Linked DNA regions of Homo sapiens: region 1 is linked to region 2. The links are chromatin loops, found by intact Hi-C in ENCODE. Cell type or tissue: PC-3. All regions are shown on one strand. Each heading gives the region's core, and the rest is flanking DNA. Links, peaks and the distances in the headings are about the cores only. Region 1 has its middle 130 kb from the start of LINC01375. Region 2 holds the start of LINC01375 (long intergenic non-protein coding RNA 1375).

Evidence for each region. Peaks named below come from ENCODE experiments on the same cell type or tissue, not always from the same donor. Only the 100,000 strongest peaks of a DNase experiment are listed, where the experiment ranks them.
Region 1: a loop joins it to region 2, with 3 times the contacts of the local background. A loop is called at or near these places in 2 of 110 quality-filtered maps.

The regions. Positions count from the first base shown.
Region 1 is chr10:90,082,435-90,095,066 of GRCh38, forward strand. No RefSeq gene overlaps it. Among named protein-coding and RNA genes, the nearest start is that of LINC01375, 130 kb to the left of the region's middle. RefSeq lists an enhancer at 3,898-4,577 and a silencer at 4,958-5,047. In PC-3, for the core only: no CTCF peak of the experiment used is centred there; a DNase peak (open chromatin) is centred at 5,007; H3K27ac peaks cover 1,452 bases.
Region 2 is chr10:89,949,233-89,961,864 of GRCh38, forward strand. LINC01375 (long intergenic non-protein coding RNA 1375) reads right to left here and starts at 8,141. Exons shown (of 4, transcript NR_110655.1): 1 at 7,917-8,141; 2 at 6,983-7,205; 3 at 6,643-6,771. In PC-3, for the core only: a CTCF peak has its summit at 5,734 (motif pointing right); no DNase peak of the experiment used is centred there.

The DNA of each region.
Region 1 (12,632 bases), core at 1,648-9,647, 130 kb after region 2:
CGGTGGCCTTCTCAGACCCTGTAGGAAAGGCCTCTACCTATCCAGTGAAAGTATCTACCTAGACTAAGAGGTATTTTAGTTATCTGACTCAGGGCATGTTGAGTAAAGCTAATTTGCCAGTCCTGGGTGGGGGCAAATCCTGGAGCTTCATGTGTAGGGAAGGGAGGGGGCCTGAATAATCCCCGAGGAGTAGTAGAATAGCAGATGGAACACCGAGAAGTTATTTCCTTGAGGATAGATTTCCACGATGGAAAGGAAATGAGGGGTTCTAAGAGGCGGGCTAGTGGCTAGTACTATAGTATAACCTGCCTTTGCTGGTGTGTGGCGATTAGGCCTGGTAGAACTGCCATCAATAAATCAAGCGTGATCAGGGTGAGGAACAGGAAAGAAGGATATTTGGGGAAATGAGGTGAATGTCAGGTGGATCAGAGAGATACAGTCATGGGGGTCAGGTGTGGTATCAGGAATAATGTGGGAGGCCGGATTGAAGTCTGGGCCAGGAACAACGGTAATTTTAGGAGACTCAACAAAGAGTGAGTACAGCTGAAGGAGCCGGGGAGCAGAAAGTATATGCATCAGGTATGAGGAAGAAAATAGATTTTGGAAGTCACGAGAACTGTAGAGAGTGAGTTGAGTATAGTTTGTGATTTTGAGGGCCTCTAAAAGTATCAAAGCAGCGGCAGACGCTGCATGCAGACATGAGGGCTAGGCTAAAACAGTAAGGTCAAGTTGTTTGGACAGAAAGGCTACAGGGTGTGGTCCTGGCTCTTGTGTAAGAATTCTGACTGTGCTAACCATGCCTAGGAAGGAAAGGAGTTGTTGTTTTGTAGAAGGTGCTTGGGTTTGAGAGATCATTCAGACATGATTGGCAGGGAGAGCACTTGTGTTTTTATGAGAATTATGCCGAGATAGGTAACAGATGAGGAAGAAATCTGGGCTTGATTGAAGTAATGGGGGCTGTCTGTGAAGCTTTGCGGCAGAACAGCCTAGGTAATTTGCTGAGCTTGATGGGTGTCAGGGTCAGTCTAAGTGAAAGCAAAGAGAGGCTGGGACAAGAGGTGCAGGGGAATAGTGAAAAAAGCATCTTTAAGGTCAAGCACAGAATAGTGAATTGTGGAGGAAGGTATTGAGGACAAAAGAGTGTATGGGTTGGCACCACGGGGTGGATAGGCAAAACAATTTGGTTGATAAGGTGCAGATCCTGAACTAACTTGTAAGGCTTGTCTGGTTTTAGGACAGGTAAAATGGGGGAATTGTAAGGAGAGTTTATAGGCTTTAAAAGGCCATGCTGTAGCAGACGAGTGATAACAGGCTTTAATCTTTTTAAAGCGTGCTGCGGGATGGGATATTGGCGTTCAGTGGGGTAAGGGTGATTAGGTTTTAATGAGATGGTAATGGGTACATGATCAGTCACCAAGGAGGGCGTAGAGGTATCTTATACTTGTGGGTTAAGGTGGGAGGATACAAGAGGAGGATGCAAAGGAGGCTTTCGATTGGGAAGAAGGGCGGCAATGAGATATAGCTGTAGTCCAGGAATAGTCAGGGAAGCAGGTAATTTAGTTAAAGTGTCTCAGCCTAATAAGGGAACTGGGCAGGTGGGGATAACTAAAAAGGAGTGCTTAAAAGAGTATTGTCTAAGTTAGCACCAGAGTTGGGGAGTTTTAAGAGGTTTAGAAGCCTGGCCGTCAATACCCACAACAGTTATGGAGGCAAGGGAAACAGGCCCTTGAAAAGAAGGTAATGCGGAGTGTGTAGCCTCTGTATTGATTAAGAAGGGGACGGGCTTACCTTCCACTGTGAGAGTTACCCGAAGCTCGGCATCCGTGATGCTCTAGGGGGCTTCCAAGGCAATCGGGCAGTTTCAGTCTTCAGCCGCTAAGCCGAGAAGATCTGGGAAGGAGTCAGTCAGAGAGCCTTGGGCCAGAGTTCCAGGGGCTCTGGGAGTGGCTGCCAGGTGAGTTGAACAGTCCGACTTTCAGTGGGGTCTTACACAGATGGGACGCGGCTTAGGAGGAATCCTGGGCTGCGGGCATTCCTTGGCCCAGTGGCCAGATTTCTGGCACATGTAGCAAGCTCCTGTGGGAGGAGGTTCTGGAGGAACGCCTGGCCGCTGCGGTTCAGGCGTTTGGAAGTTCTTGTGTGCTGGAGATGTGGCTGGGGTTTGTCTCACAGTGGAGGCAAGGAATTGCAACTTTTTTCTGTTATTGTACACCTTGAAGGTGAGGTTAATTAAGTCCTGTTGTGGGGTTTGAGGGCCAGATTCCAATTTTTGGAGTTTTATTTAATGTCGGGAGCAGATTGAGTAATAAAATGTATAGTGAGAATAAGACGGCCTTTTGACCTTTTAGGGTCTAGGGCTGTAAAGCATCTCAGGGTTGCTGCCAAACGAGCCATGAACTGGGCTGGATTTTTATATTTGATGAAAAAGAGCCTAAACGCTTCTGATATGGGATAAAGAAAAAGGAGCATTAACCTTGACTATGCCTTTGGCTCCAGCCACCTTTTTAAGAGTAAATTGCTGGGCAGGTTGGGGAGGGCTAGTCACGGAACGAAACTGTAAGCCAGAGCAGGTGTGAGGAGGGGAGGTGATAAAAAGATTATAGGGTGGAGGAGCAGAGGCTGAGGAAGAATTGGGACCTAGCTCGGCCTGGCGAGGAGCAGCCTGGGGAGGAAGGGAGAGGTCAGATGGGTGTGTAGAAAAGGAAGATTAGAAAGACTCATCGATGCTTGGGGTTGGTACTGAGGGGACAGGCGGGAGGGAAAGAAGGAAGATTTGGGACGAGTTGCACTGGGCACAGAGACTAGGAAGGGACTGATGTGTAAAAGAATGCCTGGACGTCAGGCACCTCAGACCGTTTGCCTATTTTATGACAAGAATTATTTAGATCTTGCAGGATGGAAAAATTCAAAGTGCCATTTTCTGGCTATTTGGAACTACTGTCGAGTTTGTATTGGGGTCAAGCGGCATTGCAGAAGAAAATAAGGCATTTAGGTTTTAGGTCAGGTGTGAGTTGAAGAGGTTTTAAGTTTTTGAGAACACAGGCCAAGGGAGTAGAAGGAGGAATGGAGGGTAGAAGGTTGCCTATAATGAAGGAAGCAAGCCTAGAGAAAAGAGAGAGTAGAGAAACAGAGGGAAGGGGTTCGGAGGTTCTTACCTTCCAGAAAAGTGGGAAAAGGGGTTGGGGTGCAGAGATAAGAGGTTGGGGTGCAAAAATAAGGGATGGGGTGCAGAAATAAGGGGTAGGGGCATGGAAATAAGGGGTCGGGGCACTGAAATAAGGGATTGGGGCACAGAGATACGAGGTTGGGGTACTTGCCCTCCTCTAGAAAAGCGGGACTTGCCGCTAAGAGTGAAGGAGAAGGGGTTGAGGGGTACTTGCCCCTGCCCCAGGAAAGCAGAGAAGGGGTAGAGACAAGGAGAGAAGGGGTTGGGGTACTTGCCCCTTCCCCAGAAAAGCGGGACTTGCTGCTAAGGGTGAAGGACCAAGGCTGGCATCCCTGCGTGGTCTGACACCTTTGAAACGTGGGTGAATAATCAGAGAGGTGTCCCTCCAATGATTAAACACCAAGGGAAGGCTGCCTTCCCAGCCCGTGACCGGCACTGGAGTTTTGGGTGCACAGATAAAACGTATCTCCTTTGTCTCTCCCAGAAAATGAAAGGAATTGAAATTAAGAGAAGGGAGAGATTGACGAGTGGAAAGAAGAAAGTGGTTGAGGGACAGTGAGAGAGGTTGGAGAAGAGAGAAGAGGCCGCTTACCTGATTTAAAATTGGTGAGATATTCCTTGGGCTGGTCGATCTGAGGACCTGAGGTCATAGGTGGATCTTTCTCACAGAGCAAAGAACAGGAGGACAGGGGATTGATCTCCCAAGGGAGGTCCCCTGATCCGAGTCACGGCACCAAATTTCATGCGTGTCCATGTGAAGAGACCACCAAACAGGCTTTGTGTGAGCAACATGGCTGTTTATTTCACCTGGGTGCAGGCAGGCTGAGTCCGAAAAGAGTCAGTGAAGGGAGATAAGGGTGGGGCCGTTTTATAGGATTTGGGTAGGTAAAGGAAAATTACAGTCAAAGGGGGTTTGTTCTCTGGTGGGCCGGAATGGGGGGTGGCAAGGTGCTCAGTGGGGGTGCTTTTTGAGCCAGGATGAGCCAGGAAAAGGACTTTCACAAGGTAATGTCATCAGTTAAGGCAAGGACCGGCCATTTACACTTCTTTTGTGGTGGAATGTCATTAGTTAAGGTGGGGCAGGGCATATTCACTTCTTTTGTGATTCTTCAGTTACTTCAGGCCATCTGGGCATATCCAGATGCAAGTCACAGGGGATGCGATGGCTTGGCTTGGGCTCAGAGGCCTGACAATGACTTGAACCCCTTTAAAGAATTTAGGACAAAGTCACCACTCACCCCCTTTTGGGGTGTTTTGTTTTCTTTGTGGAGTTTCAAGAGTCATGGGCAAATTCTTTTTAGGTCTAAAGCTCTGTTTTCCTATATTGCATGATTTGACCTCTTTGGCTTTTGGAGTGCCAGAGATGACTTTTCACTGTGAGGGAATTTGACCTTGGCATGTATAATGGTGGATGAGAATTAGGATGAGAACAGGAAGTGGTCTTGGCTGTTTTGTTTTTCTTTTCTCTTTTAGGAAGTTGTTGTTTATGGATTCTAATTCTAGTTCAGAGATGCATTCTAAAGGGCCTTCTCTATTGCTTTTTCTTCCAAAATTAATCTTAATTTGATTTGTCTGTGAGCATTTGCATGAGGAACTCAACTGTTGTTTTCATGGGTTAATGAGAGACTGAGTTTTCCCAGTGCTAAAGAAAAAGGGCATTTGCTCCTTCCAGCCAAAAGGTACCCCTGGGTGACCAGGGGTCTTGTGGGAAAGTCTGGGGTGTTGATCCCCTACTACATGCTGTGATCCTGCAGGAAAATCCCCAACAAAAATTGATTTTAGAAAGTGAATCATCCAGGAAACGCATATAAGTTCTGAGACATGTAAGAAGGTGTAAATGACTCAGTGGTGACACACTGTGGAGCCTTGCCCACAAAAAGCACATATCAATCCACCACATGAAAACCATAGGCCATAGCTCAGTTCCTCCTTTTAAGGAAAAAAAAAAAAAAAAAAAAAAAAAAGAAAGAAAAAGAGCAGGAAACAAATAATCAAATAATGAGGAGAAAACAAGGGGAATGACCCCCTTTTGATCACTCTGTAGGTTTTATGGCACCTCTACTTGCCAGAGAAAAATGGAAGTAATATGGTCTTTGTGCACATTTACATTAGGGAAAAAGAGCCTTAAGGTTGACCCACACATTAAGAGTTCCTAGGTTTCCCTTTTCTCTCTTTTCTTTTCTGCCTGCTTTAAATCTGCTGTTACTTTTCTACTGAAATAAAAACCACTGTTTGGACTTAACAGTTTTTTTTTTTTTTTTTTGCAAGCTGACAAATTTGCATTTATCTGATGACTAAAGTACTGAAGTAAAAACAATAGAATCTTTGTGTGTATGTGTGTATGTATATGTGTACGTGTATATATTTGAAGGCCTTTATAAAAGACTTCTATAATTGTATGTTCAATTGGCAATTAAATTTGTTTTAATTTCCCGCTAGCCCACCAGACTTTCTACCTTATGATGCAAATTTTGCTATCTTATTTTTCACCCAGTTGTTTCCTTTAATATGCAAATTTAAGGCTATTAAGCTGACAACTGCCTAGGGTAAGATTTTTAAAAAAGGGAAAAAAAGAGGTCTTTGTGAATCTGTAAGACGCGCTTCTATCAGCATGCCTAATGCATCGGTATATTTATGTGTTGTGTACACAATGTTTCACTACTAAAATTATATAAAAGAGCTCTAATTAATTGGCTTAACAAATAATAAAAGTGCTTAAATCAGATACTAAAGAAAAAAGAGAACTTTTTCAAGTTCACCTGATTTAAGTAAAATCTTTAATAAATAAGCTGACTTTAAATTATTGGTAAAATAATATTAGAAATGTCTTAAGAATTTGCCAACATACTTTTTTTTGCATTTATTAATCACCCAATTTCATACTTATCCCTGCCAAACACTGTAAGGTGTCAAAATTTGGCATAGGGATTACAAAACTATACACCCAACCCAAAACAGAATGATCTTTGCTTGTGTAATCTTTAATAGATAAGACATTGATATTAGTTTAATAAAACTTGTTACATCTTTAATTTAGTAAGATTATCATAATTTTTTTTTTTTTTTGAGATGGAGTCTCAGTCACCCAGGCTGAAGTGCAGTGGTGCAATCTTGGCTCACTGCAACCTCTGCCTCCTGGGTTCAAGTGATTCTTGTGCCTCAGCCACCTGAGTAGCTGGGACTACAGGCACCCACCACCACACCTGGCTAATTTTTGTATTTTTAGTAGAGACAGGGTTTCACCATGTTGGTCAGGCTGGTTTTGAACTCCTGACCTCAAGTGACCCACCCACTTTGGCCTCCCAAAGTGCTGGGATTACAGACATGAGCTACCACTTTCAGCCGATTACTATAACTTTTAATCTTGTAGCTTTAGGCAGTCTAGTCCAAAGGCAATAAGGTTTGCTGTCATCTTTGTTACAAAGCTGAACTGTAAACTAAGTTCCTCCCAAAGTTAGTTCGGCCCGCACCCAGGAATGAACAAGGACAGCTTGGAGGTTAAAAGCAAGATGAAGTCAGCTAGGTCAAATCTTTTTTACTGTCTCAGTTATAATTTTGTAATGGTGGTTTCATAACTTAAAATAATGACTATCATAGTTTTCACAAATAATCTAGGTAAACAAAAGAAAACTGTGTAAATGTAATAGGATAAATACTTGTAGAGAAATTCATCATAATATTTGGGTATTTGCTAATGAAAATATAATTGTAGAAAAACATTCTAAAAAATAAAAAGTTGTGTCCTTTTAAAAATGGTGAACAATCTTTGTCTAATTCAAAGCTTATTTAAAGATCATGTATAAAACAAGGTAAAAGAAACCAGAAAATAAAAAAAAATGTAAAGAAAGTCATAAAAATAAACAGGTTTTTTTTTCTTTTCTTTTTTTTTTTTTTAGTAAGAAAGCTTAAAGATAAATAATTTCATTAAGAAAGAATCTTGTATAGTAAATTTAGTCCTAGAGTAAAATGACTGGCTGTTTTAGAAGGAGGGATGTTTAGGATAAACCAGAAAGTCCAGGCATGAATAGTCTGTGTAAGTCCCAACAAAAGGATTTATATATTTTTTTAAAAAACAAACTTTTATACGATCAAGTTGTCACATTACTATTAAGTTTTAGTTTGCTCAGAAAAAAACTAAGATTAAAAAATTTTTAAATTAAGATGATTACATCTGAGTATCTCTCTGTATGCACTTCTAAAGTACTTGTGACATTGAGTTACAGGGCTTTGACTCCTGGGTGTAAAATGATGCCAGGTTCTGCTAAATTTTAAACACCGAAAGCAATTAAAGCCTCATATTCCGGCCTAGTAGAAGATGCCAATCAAAATAAACTGCATTCCTGAAACACAGGCCAGAAATTAAAGCTATTTAACTCCTCAAGGCCCAGGGACTATCTCAGAAGAGGTGGTTGTGTGAGATTGCAAAGGCCAATTTTGAGAGATAAAATATATTGTTTCTCCATAAATTACTCATTAATGTCAAAGGCACACTGAGGCAAGACCATCATATAGGACCATGCCAGATTAGCAAGGTTTTCCTGAAGCATTAGCTGACTTCTAAATAAAGGTTATAAAGGTTATGAAAGGCTAATGGAAGTTTTATCTTATGGTCAAGATTAAAATTTTATAGACTGTTTATAAAATTTTGAAAAAAAATGTAGTTGGCTTCATGCTGTTTTTATTAAGGCTTATTGTTTGGAAAATTAAGTCTCCTCTCTCAAAGAATGAAAGTTTTTGCCTTTAAAAAAAAAATCCTTGAGTTATCACTTTGGTCAACTGAATGACTTATTTTACAATGAACTGTGATATTAAGTATTTTAAACCTTTGATATTTGATAACCTTTCCAAAATCAAATTATAAATTATGTCTATTTTGATCTAATTAATCCTTTAAGATATTTGGTTCCCTAAAGTCCAAGAATGACATAATTTGGCTTATTTAGCATAAAAATTACACAGGAAACATTGTCAAATATGAAATGGTGTTTGGTTTTCTTTAGGCTATATTTGTATAAATATGTTATTGGTATGTGTTCCAAAAGTGTGGGACACTCCTATAACTCTGATACAACTTAGTGTACATTATCAGTAATAATTGGGTAACAAATTTCCTTGTCAATTTTATCTATGGCTGCCCTAAAACGTTCTGTCATCCACAGACAATTCTTGTCTTGTTTCGGTCCTCCTTAGAAGGTGGTTTTATAATCAGCTATAGAACCCTAATACGTGTTCTTAAATGCAGGTTTCTGGTAACTTTGGAGATTGTGACGTTAGAATAGAGGAAAAAACTTTCAGGACTCTCATGGAGAGCTGAAATGTTCAGGAATATAAAGCAGAACAGGAGTTAACTGCATGAACTGAACTGATAGAAGACTAATCCTTTTAAATTTTTGCTTAAGACATTGCTGATCCTTTGTTTTGTTTTTCAGAGTCAGGAAAACTTTAAGCAACTTTCAACAGTTGAGTAAAGTATACTTCTATGAATAAAATTTGAGCATATTTGTTTGTCTCTACTGATTTTCTCAAGAATTTGGAAACTATTTGTGAATATTCTTAACTATGACAATACAGTTATTTGCATAAGTGCAATAAGAACCTGTTTTCATCTGTAACAGGACACAATAGGAGAAACTGGTTTTTACCAAGGCTTTGACTGGAAAGGTGTGCTTTCCTTTAAGGAATACAGCTTGACTTATAGAGCCAGTAAAAACCATTTGGAAAAACTAGCCTCATGCCTTTGTCTACAGAGCCTCTGTACAGGGGTCCTGTCCTGTGATAGGTAAAGAATGTCACTTTCTGACAGGCTCAGAAGCCCCAAGTTTATCTTGGAACCTCAAGAAGAGAAAATTACCCAACTCATAGGTATTTGGTGGCACAAACCCATGGCTTGGGTTGGCTTTAGAAAAGTCTTATCTAACATTCTTCCTGTGGAACACAGTTCCATCACAGCCAACTTAAAAGCCTATGTAAAAAATACTTTTTCTTGCTGCACTGTATACAAATTATTAGGCCAAGCATAATAAAGCAAATCAGCCCTACCATGATTTGTCTTTAGTAAAAATGGGAAACCGGAGAAAGAAAAATTATGTTTCAAAAACTATAGTACACCTGTTGTTAGATTCTAGTCTTCCCTAGTGTTTTTCAGTTTTTATTATTTTCTACATTTTGAAATGAATTCTAATTTTTCTTGGCTGCAGGTCTTCAAAATAATGTTTTCAATTTTTTTAATTTCTTTTTAAAATTTTTTCCTAATTTGGAAAAATTGGAGTAACTGAAAACTAAGCTGTGCTTTTGTAAAGCCTTGCAAACTGAAGCTAGCAACTTAAACTTCAGAAGAAAATAACAGCAACCTATTTACATACATAAGCCACTTTTATACTTGCCTACTAATATATGGAATTCAGGGTAATGTGGACTATATCTATTTTCCACGATTGTTCTTTTGTTTGTTGTTGTTTTTCTCCCTTCCTCCCCCTATTTTCTTTTTGTAGGACATGAGACTTAACAGCCTTCTAAAAGTGAGATTTCCTAATAACTGAGGACCTACTCCTAGCCATGAGAGATCAGACAAAACCTGGGACCAGAGACTTATTTTCTTCTAAAATGCTTTCTCTGAAAGATTTTTAAAAGGAAAAAGGGGGAAATGTGAAAGGAAAATATCTTTGGCCCCTAAAATCCCTAAAATAAAAGGAAAATTCAAGGTGCTTAGGGCAAACTTGCCTCCCATTCTATTCAAAGTCATCTCTTTGCCTACTGAGATGAATACAAATCTGATTGCCTCATTTGGAAAGGCTAATCAGAAACTCAGAAGAATGCAACCATTTGTCTCTGGAATGGTTGTGACCTGGAAGACCCCTCCATGCTTTGAGTTGTCCCACTTTTGTTTTGAGTTGCCTTGCCTTTTTGGAATGAACCAATGTTTGTTTTACATATGTTGATTGATGCCTCATGTCTCCCTAAAACATATAAAACCAAGCTGTGCTCTGACCACCTTGGGCACATGTCCTCAGGACCTCCTGAGGCAGTACAAGGGCACACATCCTCAACCATGGCAAATGAAACTTTCTAAATTAACTGAGACTTGTCTTCAATTTTCAGGGTTCCCAGCTGGTTCTTACATTGTCACTAATTTTTAGTATGGTCTTCTTTTAGCACATTCATATTTAGAAAACCAAGGGGAACCTATACATTTTTTTCTATCATTCAGATTTCTTTAATTATCTGTTTTGAAAAAATATTGGCTTCCCACCAATATTTTGCTGCATCGGCTTGAATTTCTCGTAATATTATTTCTTTTTTCTTGCCAACACAATGAAAGAATATAAGCCCTTTTTATTAAGAAGGCAGATTTGAATAAAGTTCTAACACGCATTGAAAATAATTCTTTAAAATTCCTTTTTAATTTAATGAGGCACCTTTTCAACCTTTAGCCATCACCTAGGCTATTTTTGAATCCACGCAAAAAGCAGGCAGATGTCAGAAAATAAAATGGCAATCCACATTCGAAGGTTAATCTTTAGAATACATTTTGAAAGCAAATAAGTCTTCTAAAATCCAAACTTGAATTTTTCTGAGCTCTTTTTGTAACAACAGAGCACCTTCATTTCCCTTTAACCTAGTCTTAAGAGCACCCCTCTCTCCCAGCTGGGTATACAGTGTTGACTCCCACTGAGATTCCTGCTGAGTTATTTCTCTTATGGGATCTGACCTGCTGCCAGAGCTAGTCAACATCTCATCACTTATTTGGGTCTTCTCTCTTTTATATCAGCTCTGCCCCTGGGGTTCTGTTAGCTTAACTGCTCTAGATCCTCTGAAAGAGCTGAGGGAGAAGGCAGCCCCCAGTTGATATCTATTCCCTCATCAATATCAGCAAGCTCCTCTTCCCTGAAAATATCTCTTTACCGCTAGTGTTTTCTAAAATAGGTCTCAATGTTAATAGTTTTATTTAGAGAAAAAAATGCTTTCTGGTCATAAAAATTTGGGAACTGCTGCTTAAAATTAACTTGGTTTCTTTATTGCAGAACAGCTCCAAGCTTTTAATATGCTAATGTGCATTGTGACTCTCTTAGAGGATGATGTAGTATACAACCCAACTCATTTTAGTGCAAAGCATTATTATTATTATTTTTTCTAGGAGTATGTTTTGGGACTAATGTTTTTATGGAACTATGACTTGTTAAAACTCATTTTACTTTTTCTATTTTTTTTTTTTTGCTCAGTATTTTCCAAACTTCAGCCATTCAAATATCAAAGTAGTAATTCTTGCCAACAATTTTCTTTAAATCAACTCATTTTTTTTGCTAAAGTAAATATATTTGGAAAGAAAACCACAGTGAATGGAAAATTGGAATTACCTGCTGTAAATGGAAAGTAACTATGAAAATAAGTAAAATAAAGCAATGCTATTTAAAAGACAAATTGAAAAAATAAACAAAAATCAAGTAGTGGAATGTAGGAATAATATATTTAGTTGATTTATAGAAATACCTGTCTTTTTAAGAATGATAAAAGCAATCTGTTCACTGTTGCTTATTTTGGATGATTATGAGGATTTATCAGTTTGAGTATTCTGTTTTTTTGGTTGATACAGAATCTTGATTCCTCTGTGTACATAGCCAAACTGACCAAAAGTTATTGAAACATTTTCTGAGAAAGTAGTGTATACTAAGAATTGGTTTCTTTTTGAATTTTTTTCTTTTAGCCAGTCATTTGGTTCCTTACCATATTGTTTTTTCCTGTTTAATAAAAATTTTCAAACACAGCATTGTAGAAAGATACAGGAAAATACACTTTACCATCTTCCATAGTCAATAAATGTAGTAGTCAGTGTACTCAAGAGAAACAGAAACAATAGGGCATATATAGATATGTAAGAGAAAATCCATTATGGGTATTTGCTTATGTGACTATGGAGGCTAAAAATCCCCATAATATGCCATCTGCAAACTGGAGAACCAGGAATGCTGGCGATGTAATTCAGTCTCAGTGCAAAGGCCCAAGAACCACACGGGTGGAGGTGGAGGGTGGTGCTGGTGTTAAGTGCCAGTGCCCAAAGGCCTGAGAACCAATGTCCAAGGGCAGAAGAAGATGGATGTCCCAGCTCAAAAAAAGAGGGAGCAAATTTGCCCTTTCCTGGAGTATTGGATGATGTGCACTGTCTTTGGTGAAAGCGGATCTTCTTTACTCAGTCTGCTGATTTAAATGTTAATCTCTTCCAGAAACACCCCCATGGACACACCAGAAATAATGCTTTACCAACTATCTGGGCGTCCCTTAGCCCAGTCAAATTGACCCATAAAATTAGCCATCACAACAAATATTAACTTTTAAAAATAGATGCTTCATTTCTCAGCTGAATTATTTTTATTTCAATTTGTATTGGCATATACATTATTGCTGAACTATTTTAAAGTAAATTAATAAAATGATGTCATGACATTCCTAAATTTTTCTACATGTAGCCTCA
Region 2 (12,632 bases), core at 1,687-9,686:
CATAATGGGCTTATTTCACATTGCATGTCTGTATCAAAACATCTCATGTACCCTATAAATATATACACCTACTATGTACCCAGAAAAATTAAAAATAAAGAAAAACATAAAAAAGAGTTTGTGGAAGGAGGTTATATTCTAGAGTATGAATTTGATATTGCGTTAAATTGCTTTGGCCTGGACATTCTGATAAAGCACAAAACAAGAATTTGTAAGGGAAGAGGAGAGTCTCTTCGTTAGCAGAGGAGAGAATGCAGACAGTAATATAGATTGAGTTTGCCTAAAAGTAATATGTCATGAATTCATCTTTTTTAATGACTTGAATATAATCCAATCATAATTTTGGGATTACATACCCCTTTGGTGTTACAAACAGATGTCCCAGTTGGATGAAGTCTCAGAAAACAGCAGATTTAATGAAATTTCAACTTTCAAATGCCATTTTTAGTTTGCATGGAGTCAAAGTTGCTTGTTAAGTTGGCAACTTCCAAAATAATACTTGATTTGAAGAGTTAGAAATGTTGTGAACCTTATGCTAGGCCCACTGGGCTCTCTGACATTGACACACAGTGCTTTTCTGAGACAGCCAAGACTGACTTTGTGTTTGTCAAGGACAGCTGTCTATCTGAGGTAAAGGGAAAGCTTAACAAAAAGGTTCCATTCTGGTGACTTCTGTTAAAAAAAAAAAAGAAAGAAAATATGTTCAGTTGAACTGAGCTCAGAAATGGGCATTTGTAAAATTGGGGAATTGTTTTAAGACTATTTATCTACCCACTTAAATACATACTACGTATGTGCCCATTGTGTGCCAGACACCATGCTTGCAGCTGGTCAACAAAGCAGACATGGTTCCTTTCTCCATAGAGCTTTTCAATGAAGGAAAGGAAATATTTATTTAAGTCAAAGTAATTCTAAGGTATTCATTACCTGTCCTTCTGCCCTTCCAACAAGTTGTGCATTTCAAATTATAGATTGTTACCAAGGAGAACAGATTTTTGACAGTGCATTATATTAGAATAAGAAATAAAGGATGTTTGAAGAGTACATTACACATCAGATAGATCTAATGGAAGTAAAAATTTAACTCACTGATGCAAAAGACTAATAGTTATAGTAACAATAATAATAAACGGGTGTTTTCCATGTGCCAGACACTGTGCTAGGAGCTCTCCATAAATTATTTCATTTACTCTTCCCAACAATCCTATATAGTAGGCATCATTTTTATCTCCATTTTTTAAAAAAGGAAAGTGACTTATTAAAAGGTTAGGTGACATACTTGCCCAAGGTTGTTTATAATGTATAGATGAGCCAAGGGTCAAACTTAGTGAGTTTGACTCTGAAATGTCAGACTTAACCCTGAAGATCTCCTGCTTTCACCAGATTCCGTATAAGTGGCACGTATTTATGTGGTCACTATGGACCAGTCTACATAGTCACCCTTTTCATCTGTAGGCTGTGGGGTGAAAGGATTGTTAAAAGCTCTGAGAAGTCCAGTACTGCCATTCAAAACATCACCTTTCATCTCCCACTGTTATCTGATCTTTGGGGTGTTGCTTTTCTGGCTGGAAACTTCTGTGGCTGGTGACATCTTTGCCCAAGTTTTGCCTGAGCCCACTGGTCTCATTCTGCCCACTTGGCCTGGGAGGCTGCACTTGGCTTATGCTACTGGCGTGGTTCCCATGCCTGCCAAATAAGGCTGCATGGAGTGGCGACGGGTGTGTGAGTGAGTGTGGGGTCTGGCCACTGTGCAATCAGGCATGTCAGCTGATGTAGTAGGGTGGGCAGCTCCAGGTGCCAGCATGGGCACCAGCTCTCTGCGAGCCTGCAGCTGGACCAGGTGCCCTGCAAACAGCTTCCACAGCTGGCACTGAGGAATATAATGCTTCCCAGAAGCTTGGAGATGCCAGGAACCACAGGGCCTCAAAGAGGGAGTCACGGGCTTAACTCAAGGAGCTCCCGTGTCTGGGGTCCCTGAAGGGCTGCAGCATTTCTTTCCTTCTCTTCACCTGCGACATGGTGAACAATGGGGCATATCTCATCTCTGTTTGTGTTACAGCTCTTTTAGCCTTATTCAGCAGATCCTGAGTTCTTGTCCTGTGCCCAGGAAGAATGAGGTAGGCAGATAAGTGGAGAGTGAGCATGATGAGGAGGAGCTCTACTGAGTGATAGAACAACTGAGGGGAAACCCACAGGGGGATGCTCCTTGCTGCAGCCAGGGTGTCCTGATGAGTGTTCAGCTCCTAGCAGAGAGGGTAGCTCCTCTCTGCTAGGCAAGTCATCTCAACAAGTGTCCAGCTATCAGCAGAGAGGGTAGCTCCTCTCTGCAGCTGGTTGTCCCATCATCTGAGCAGCTGCCAGCAGAGAGGAGGCCCTAGAGTGGGTGGCTCGTCTCTGCTGGCAGGTCATCCTGTTATCTCTCCATTCTCTCTCTGTTGTCTCTGCAGTTCTCAGCAGAAAGGAGGCCCTAGAGTGAGTTGCTCCTCTCTGCAGCTGATTGTCCCAATGTCTGCTCAGCTCTGGCTGAGTCCAGGGCTTTTATGGACCTCAAAGGGGAGGAAGTATGTGTTTATTGGTCCATGGGCACCCATGGAAGGCCTGGAAAAGGCGTCACAAGATTCTACTCTGGTCTGTGGGACTGGCAGCCCAGCACCCAGCCTTCAGGCCCTCCCTTGCTTGAAAGCAGCACCTTACTGGGGACCCATTCCCTCCTTTCCAGGAACCTCGCTGCTTCCTACTGTCATTCATGGCACCCAGGCTGTAGGTGCCAAGAGCTGCCCTCAGCCACCCCTGCTCAGCTTCCCTACTATGCTCATTAGCCCCTAAAGTCCAGAGGGGGCCAAGGTGGCAGGGGGCTAACATGTCAGCACTGCCCCAAGCATGTGCACACCTCACTGGGCCATGTCAGTGCCTGGGTTCAGCCCTGACTTTGCTCTGAGATCGGAATGGGCACCAAGAGCAGGCAGAAGCCAGCAAGAGCAGCGGGAGCAAGCACTTCCCACTTCTGAGCTTGTGAGGGCAAGGAGGGCCTTCCTTGGTCCCCAAAAGTACAGGGATACCTGAGTCCACAGCTGTGGTTTGGGCAGTTGCAGCTGCACCCAGAAGAGTGGGGTTCCCACCTGCTTCTGGGTCCTGAGAGCACAGGGATGCCCAGGTTTGCAGCCATAGCTTGGTTGGCTGCAGTGGTACCCAGGGAGCCTCTGCCTCAATTTGGAAGGGGCAGGGCTCTCACTTGTCCCTGGCTCCTGCTGGCTCCCTGGAGTGTGCAGCCCCAGCGCTGTCTCCCTGCAGCAGCCAGTGTGATGACAGCAGCTGCTTTAGATGGCCTGCCACTGTCATTACCACTGTCCTTACTCATGGCACAAGGATGTAATTTCTATATCTTGTCAATGCCTCTCAGTGAAAACTCTGTTTAAGAGTCCTGGCATCTGGACTGGGCATATACCTACTAAAGAGTACCTAGTTAGAAGAAGAAAACTTGCAACTCCAATTTGCATTCACATCAAGCAAATATCCAAAGAGATAGAAGTTGTCTTGTAAATGGCAAAACACTAAATATAGCTTAAAAAACACCAGGGCATGCTCAAAGTAAAGAACAGCTGAGATGTAACAGCTTACAACTCCTTTTTTTTGTGTGTGTGTGTAATTGTGTGAGTCAAGCTAGTGTCACAAATATTAAATTATTCAATTAGCAGCACAAGATTAAGCCCATAAAATGTGTTAATGTGACACATCATTTCACAAATGGGATTTTAGAATGGCTTCCTGGGATTCTCCAACATGACAAAAATACCCATTAACTTTTACTGCAGCCTGTCTTAAGATCAAGGCAGAAATCAACTCACAGTACAAGGAAGAATGGGAAGAGGTGGTTGATAGTCAATGTTCTTGAGCAGTGGTTTTGCTTTTGTAAATTGCTTTGTTACTTTCTAAATTCTTTTCAGATATACAAATAAGCTGTGTCAGTTACTTAACCACTTGACAATAATGTCTACTATTTACTGAGTTCTATTCTGGTGGACAAACCGTTATAAAAAAGTTAGTTTTATGCAATGTGTTATTTATTATATATTATTTGTCATATGCCATTCATTATTCATATGTCATTCATTGTTTAGTAAACATTGGAAACAATCCACCTACTGAACAGCTTGGAAATGGGTTAAGTAAACTAGGATGTGTCCACCTAATAAAATAGCATCTGGCTATTACAGTGATATTAACAAAGAGTTTGTAAAAACAAATGAAATAATTATTACACTGAATGAATAAATTAAATTATAAAATCTTATTTTTATAAAATATTAATAGAGAAAAAGACTGGAAGGAAGCATTCCAAAAGGTTTACATTATTTGCCTCTGGGTTGTGAGATATGAGGATTAGTTGTTTTTCTTCTTTTTTCCTTGGTTCCTTCTGTGTTATTCACATTATCTGCCATGAGTGTTATTTTCATAATCTCCAACCAAACTAAAAATCTTATTTAGGAGGCATTTGAATTATTCATAAGTACCAATGGAAACTTCAGTTAGCATAGATAGGTACCATTATGTTTGGGTATTCAAATAAAGTGCAACATCATGCAATTTTAGTATTTTCAGTAAAAGTGATTTGTTCAAAGTATAAAAAAGTATGACTTAATTATGGTCTTTATCCAAGTTCCATTTACAGCACAAGAATTAAGAGTGCCTGAATTGCATATTGACTTACTGTCGTGCTTCCACTGTGTGAGTGTAATGTCTGGGAGCAGAGCCTTAGGAGACACTCTTCTGCTTGCTGCTCAGGTGCTTTTCCTGGAATCCCTATGCTGCCCTCCTGCACCCAGCTCAGTCCCACTCCCACTCCCACTCCCACTCTTTCATGACTCCTCTTAAAGGTCCTTCCTTTAGAGATGTCTTCCCTCACTCCCCTTCTCACTCAACGCTTAGGTGCCAAAGGAAGGTCATCCAACTAAACACCCTGCCAGCACTCTGCATTTTTCCCAGCTGCTCTTTCCACAATGAGTTTGTATCATGATCCATGTAATTTATGTGTCTGTCCTCCTGCTGTACTTTAAGCTCCATGAAAGGAAGGACTGTGTCTGTTTGGTTCCCTGCTGCATTCCCATTACCTAGCACAGAGTCTAACGCATGAGTTCAGTAACTATTTGTTGCATGAATGAGTGAATCCATCACATTTTAGAGATACCATATGTGAATTTCGAATATGTAAACATCCCCATGCAATTAAAATCTTGCTTGAAGGAGAAGCCTGGGAATTGGAACATGATAAGAGTTGGTTGTAGAGTGGAAATGTGAGGTTGCACCTCCCTTCAAACACATTAGCATTTGTGTGTGAGTGTGTGTGTGTGTGCATGTGTGTTAGTCTATTAACCATATTCTATAGTCACAACCGAGGTTTAGTAGAGGCATAGAATTCTGGATGAGTGTGAAGGCAATGGACTAGACTAATTGGGTTTGAAAACCAGTCAGATATTTACTAGATCTCTGAATATGGCATGTCATTTAATACCACTAAGTTTTGGTTTCTTCATTTGCATAACTGCGCTGCGGTACCTATTTAGGTTGTTGTATAGATAAAACAAGATAATGAACATAAAATGCTGAACATAGAGCTCTGAAGAATTGTAGGTGTTCAATAAGTCTCTTCAGCAACAGCAGTTATTGTTATTCCTACTACTTTGTTATTAACAATTTCTAAAGTTAACAATTTTCTGAAACAAAAATTTCTCAGTGACCACTAGATGGCATTAAGGTTAATTTAAAATATAGACAGTATAGCCATTATTCATATCAGTAAAAACTTGTGGTGAAAAGTAATTTCATACATTTTGCTTTAAGTTGTGGACTTAATAAGTTGTGATTTTGCATTATTTTATGTAGAAAAATCCTATAAGAGATTATATTTGTTTCAGCTTTGTTTCCATCAAGGATTCCTCATGCTGCTTCTCTTTATCTTTTTTGAAGTAGGAAAGTTATTGCTGAAAGTTCTGAATGATGCTGCAAAGTAAATGGCCCTGTGGGTGCACTGAGAACAAAATTACTGTTTTGTAGTTGCTGTATGATGTACTGAGGGTCAACAGCATGCCAAACTCAATGGTGACCTGGAGGGAAAGACTCTGTGGGTTTCCCAAGCTGGGAGCTGAAGACAACAGGATAGTGACTATTTCTGAAACAGATGAGTGAATAAAAAAGTGCCTGGGTAAACCCAGGAGAAAACCCAGTCACTCTGCACCCTTCTCAAGAATGCTGCACTGTGAGGAAGGTATCTGTTGTTTCTTAAACTTTGCAGAATGAAATAAATGAGCAACAAAATGCTAATACAAATATTCTCTTCAAAGACACTGGTGGACTGAAAAATTTAGTATTGCTGAGTTTCTTGTTGTGTTGTATCCATTAATTGTGGATATATCATCAAAGTTGTAGAAGAACTATATATTTAGGGTATTGTTAGAAAAAAACTAACTTAGATAACAAGTAGATTTTGATGAGTTGCATGGCTTCCTATAGGCAAAGAGGTACCATGAAACTTTACTGAAATGGAAAGATTAGTTTGTCATGATGGAAATGAACCTGAGTTGGGGAACGGTCAATTTGGCAATTGTGTTCAATCTGTGAGGTAGATTGCCAAATGGTTCAGCTTACCTCCAACTGTGAACTCCATGAGAGTGTCAGAGGCATGTGCATGTCACTTCTGAATCTCCAAAGCTGAACCTGCAGATAGCATATCTCCAAAGATGCCTACACCATCATATTGTGCTCAATAAACCTTGACTGAAAAATAAATGATAAAATATCTAGTCAGTTAGACCAGATAAAGGAATCCCATTGGGTATCAGCAAAGGGGTTCTTAGTCAAGATGGTATAGCATGTTCATAACAGGACACTCCCCTTCTCTTTCAAATACATAAAAGAATATACAACATAAATAAAAACATAAAGAGGGATAAAAAGGCAAAGTCAAGTTAAAAAATAAGGTAAATACCTATATGAACCAGAAATGGAACCCAAGCACAAAGTAGAGAGTGAAGCTGAAGACATCGAATGCTTGGCTGTCCGTTTGAAAACAAAGCAGTAGAGTTGGGAGTTTTGCTCTTCTGGATACACAAAGTAAATGCACTCTTTGTGGGATGTGGAAATGGGCCCAGGCCCACCGCTTGCATGTAACTCCCAGAGATCTTCACCAGAAGAGTGATTCAGAGTGCCCTCTAACAAGAAGAAAAGTGAACCCACCACAATCTAAATGTCTAGGTATTAGTCTTATAGGCTTAGAAAAGTGATTTCTTTTCTAATATAGAAGCAAGTTTTTCTATTTCTAAGAAGTAAGAGCTATAAAATATATGAGTCAGATTTATATACAGCACAGTAGTGTTGTTTAGTATATGCTCATTTATGAACCAGTTAAAATTATTATTCCCAGAATAGTTAATTACTATTTTTGGGAGAAACTGAGAGTAAACCTGAATTTCATAATGAAAACAAACTGAACAATAGATGACAGAAGTGTTCAAAACAAACTGTAAAAATTCTATTGGATTCTAATAATAAGCAGAAATTATAACAATAGCTTGTTATAACTGTGGCAAACAATACCAGCTTCCTAAAGATAAATGGCATCAGCATTTAAATGGTCTTTAGAAAATCCAACATTTTGAAACAGTTAATACTTTGTCTACAACTTCATTTTTAAGTATGCTGTTCCTTTTGTCTTGAATGTCTGACACTGCTATTCATACTTCATGACCTAGTTCATTAGTTTCTTTTATATGTATCACTAGAAAAGTGATTTTTTTTTTAAAAAAAGCAAATTTAGAAAGAAATCATCATTCGGATGATTCAGATAAGGCAAGCTCCCAGACATTACGTTAAAAACCTCCAAAACCCTAGAATGCAAATACAGCTAGAAATAACCAACACACTTTCAAGGGGCTCTCTCCTTTGTTGGTAGATCGAGTGTCCCTTATCTGAAATGCTTGAGACCAGAGATGTTTCAGACTTTTTCAGATTTTGGAATATTTACAGTAATATTACTAGCTGAGCATCACTAATCTGAAAATTTGAAATTCAAAATGCTCCAATGAGCATTTCTTTTAAAAGTCATGTTGATGCCCAAAAAGTTTTGCACTTTAGAGCATTTTGGATTTCAGAATTTGGAGTTTGGAATGTTCAGCTGTACTACCCAGGAAACCAATTATAATCAGAAGTTTGCTTGGCTAGTGTGGAATCAGAGCAAGGGGAATTAGTTATATAATTGAAAAGCTTTATGGCAAGCGTTGGCAAACTTCTTCTGTAAAGGGCTGGGCAGTAAATATTTCAGGCTTTGTGGGCCATATAACCTTTGTCAAGACTACTCAACTCTGATAGTGTAGTGCAAAAGCAGCCATAGATGATGTGTAAACAAATGGATGCACCTGTGGTACCAATAAAACTTTATTTAAAAGAATGGGATTCAGCCAGATTTGGCCCATGGACAGTAGTTTGCCAGCCCCTGTTTTGTGGCATTAGGTACTAAATGTCTGACATTTCCACTATGGTGAAATCAGATGTTGTCTATGTAGGTGAATCTCCTCACGTTCTTGAATCAGGACTCTCTCTCTCTTAGTTGTACAGTGTCAAAATTAGTCTCTGCGATTAGTCTTTTTGAGGTCTCTGTTTTCTTTAGGTGGGATAATTTTCCCATTTAGATTAGAGTCAAATGTTATTGGTTTAGGAGGCTTTCTGTCTTAAGGTAACTTTGCACATCTGTGTTTCAGTTCCCTTAGAGCTTAACTCTCAGAGGAAATCTTATGTCCCAATTCCATACTGGTCCTTGGTTCCCCTTATTTCACCGTTCTCCAGAGGTTTCTTATTATTGCCCAACATTAATCCTGCTGTAATAACTTACGGTATGGATCTAGCGAAAAGAGAATGCTGAGGCATGGGTGTCAGTTGGTGTTCAATCTGATTATTTCTCCCAGGTGTGTAGTTCCAGGAAAACTGCCTCAAACTTTTTAGCCCCTAGAGCCCTCTCAGTCAGTCTGGAACACAGAAATACCTTCAGCTGACCACACATTTTAAATAAATCACATGTAAAGATTTTTTTTTCACAATAACTGCTTAAATGTTTGTTCTGATTGGTAGCCTCTGGTTGCTGTCAATGTGTTACCTTAGTTAATTATGTAAGAGGGGCCATTTCTCATCTCAGATGGTACCATGGTTTATTTTAGCAACTTGCAGTCGAAGTCTGGCTGGGTCTACAGCAGCCTCAGCCTCACCTAGGAGCAGGTCAGAAATGCAGACTCTCAGGGCCCCAGACCTACTGAATCAGATCTGGATCTATCTTAACAAGATTTCCAGATGATTCACAATTATTAACGTTTGGAGGTCCTGCTCTGACTTATAGTGCATCTTAATGTTAATTCTTAATGTTAGTTAAAAAAAAAAAAAGACATCTCTGAGTGGCAGAATCAGGAAATGGCTATAAGGTTTAAGGATAATAGGTTTAATTTCTCCCATATTCTTGTGCTCTTGCATAGGGCATGAGAATATATAATGCCCCTGATTGGCATCGTCATCCCCATGCCAATTTGGACCCCAAATTGATGAGATAGGGGTTTGAGAGAACTAAAAGTGAAATTCCAGTTCATCAACAACCTTGTTTTTCAAAGATTTCTTAAAAAACTTTTTTCATTGGTAGCTTGTGAAATTCTTTCTCCATCATCTCTTTTACATAAAATATTGACAAACTGATAATAAGTCTTATTCCTTTCAGTTCCTTGAAAATCTGGGCTTTTACCTTCTAATTCTGAGTGTGGTAAAACTCACATGCACAGACTTTTAAATACTCACACAGCAATCCCACCAGAGTGTACCTTGACTAGCCTTCACATGTGACACAACATGGATCACATAAGATATAGATGAATGTCCTTTGTGAAGCAATGTCTGACTGTAGGATGTAGAATGGTTTGGCTGAGTTTGGAGACAGGAACTAGAGATCTGATTCTTGGTTTTGCCATATTAAGGCTGTGTGTCTTATGACAAACCAGTTTTCCCCTCAAATTAGTAATTTATAACAAATTAATCTACTGTGCTTTTGAGGTGGGCAAGAATTTTTTAATTTAATTAAATTATTTTTTTTAAAAAAAGCTTCCTAAGTGACTGTACTGCTCAGCCAGTCTTGAAAACAATAAACAAAGTCTTTGAGCTTCAATTTCTTCATTTATGCATTAGGAACATTAATGATTTCTTCAGCACATGAAATTATACGTGAAATTCTCAAGTGCAGAGCAGTCTGGAGATGTAGTATAGTGGCAGTTTTAATTGTGTGACCCATGTGTCACACAGATAAGATTTCGGTAGTGGGCATAGAAATAAAGGAAGTGTAAATGAGAGTAGAGACCTAGGTAACAGAACTGAAAACAAATGGAAGCCACCTCTGTTTTCCACAGCTGAGAATTCTTATAACGTGCCATCTGTGAGAGGTTAGTCCTGTGAATAGCCCTACACATAAAGCCAGATTTCTACTGAAGAATGGAGCTTACATCCTATGAGGTCTATATAATCCTGTATTCCTCCCTTATATTTTATGTTGCCTGTCTTGGCTCAAGTAATTGCAGGCCATTTGAGGTCAGGGTTTGAGTCTTTCCTTTCTCATAGGCACTCCTATTATTGTTCTGATTACAGAGAAAATTCTCAGCAAATGTTGATTGATGATTGGTTACGATTCTTGGACTTCTTCCTATTATGAGTAATTGATGCCCTCGAATGACTCAGCATTAGATTGGGGCTAATTAAGGATATCTTTCTGTGACGATCTCTGCCCTGTCACAAGTTATTATAGTTTTCTTATATCGCCTGAAAAAACTCACCACATTCTCTCTGAACACCAAGATTGTACCCATTCCTACATAAGGCATACGGAGCTACTTTTAGGGGAGGATAGGGTTCAAATCTATGCTGCTTTTTCTTGTTTTCAAATAAACTCATCATTTCACTGAACAAAGCCAAGTCACTTTCAAGCTGTGCCTTCTTATTGTCAAAAGCAGCCATCCCAGTTAACTTAGTGAAAAACAATAAACTGGTTGATCTGGCAAGACAAAGACAAGGCTTCATCTGATGGGTACGTTTTCCAACTTGTTAATTCACTGCTGTTTAGACATCGTCTTTGACAGAGTCTGTGACTGTTCAGAAGAATGACTCCCAAAAGTTAATAATGTGGGGAGCAGGGGAAAGAGATCAGTCTAGTAATCTACTCACCTACTTCATCTATGCTGTGCATGGCTGATAGCGGGAGGGATAAGTAGTTGGCTACATTTTTCTTTCTTTCTTTCCTTTACTCAAAATATTATCCCAGGAGATGTAGACATAAAGAAATGTATAGGCCGGGCACGGTGGCTCACGCCTGTAATCCCAGCACTTTGGGAGGCCGAGACGGGCGGATCACGAGGTCAGGAGATCAAGACCATTCTGGCTAACACGGTGAAACCCCGTCTCTACTAAAAATACAAAAATTAGCCGGGCATGGTGGCGCGCGCCTGTAGTCCCAGCTACACGGGAGGCTGAGGCAGGAGAATGGCGTGAACCCGGGAGGCGGAGCTTGCAGTGAGTCGAGATCGCGCCACTGCACTCCAGCCTGGGCGACAGAGTGAAACTCCGTCTCAAAAAAAAAAAAAAAAAAAAAAGAAATGTATAATCTTCAGGAGTGTGTCTGTACTTGTCTTCTTATCAAAAAAGTCCTTGAATTCTGCCCAGGCTGGGGTTCCTGAGTGTGGAGCTGGCCCTCAGCTGAGGGTAGAAGAAAGGAGAATTGAGTTAAGAAACCAAAGTAATGGCTGGAGAACCAAAGGATGTTCCCAGGCATCAAATCCAAAGGGCCCAGCAATGAAGCTTGATCCGATCCAAACAAAAGAATAAATACTTGGGTCAGACAAGACTGAAGTAGGAGATTTGAGTGATTGAGGGAAGAGAAAGAGGACAGTGTAAGGGGGTGCTAGAGAGGGAGATTTAAGAGCTTGCTGTGGCCTTGCCTATGGCTAATAGGTCGGGGTGATATCGAGGGTATTGGGCTGCTTCTAAGAAAAGAGGCGTCCACAGACAGCCAGACAGAACCCATTCAAAGTTGTACCTTCAAAATCAACTTCAGGCCTCACGGAACCTAGCATGCTGGTTCCTTGTATAACCCCCTCAGTTATGTCTGTAATATCTAGAGGAGCAAACAGGTACAGGTGCTTAAATGAAAGAAGAGAATCATATTTCCAACAAGTTGATAGCATACTTAGAATCTGAAGAATGGTGCAATACGTGCGTGTGTGTTAACTTTTCCTGTAAAGTTGCCATAAACTTTTTTTTTTTTTTTTTTTTTTGTGGTGGAGTCTCACTCTGTCACCAGGCTGGAGTGCAGTGGTGCAATCTCGGCTCACTGCAACCTCTGCCTACTGGGTTCAAGTGATTCTCCTGCCTCAGCCTCCTGAGTAGCTGGGGCTACAGGCACGCACCACCACGCCCAGCTAGTTTTTGTATTTTTAGTAGAGACAAGGTTTCACCATGTTGGCCAGGATGGTCTTGATCTCTTGACCTCATGATCTGCCCACCTTGGCCTCCCAAGCCATAAACTTTTTAAAGAATCTGCCACTGCTGCATATCAGACAGTCCCT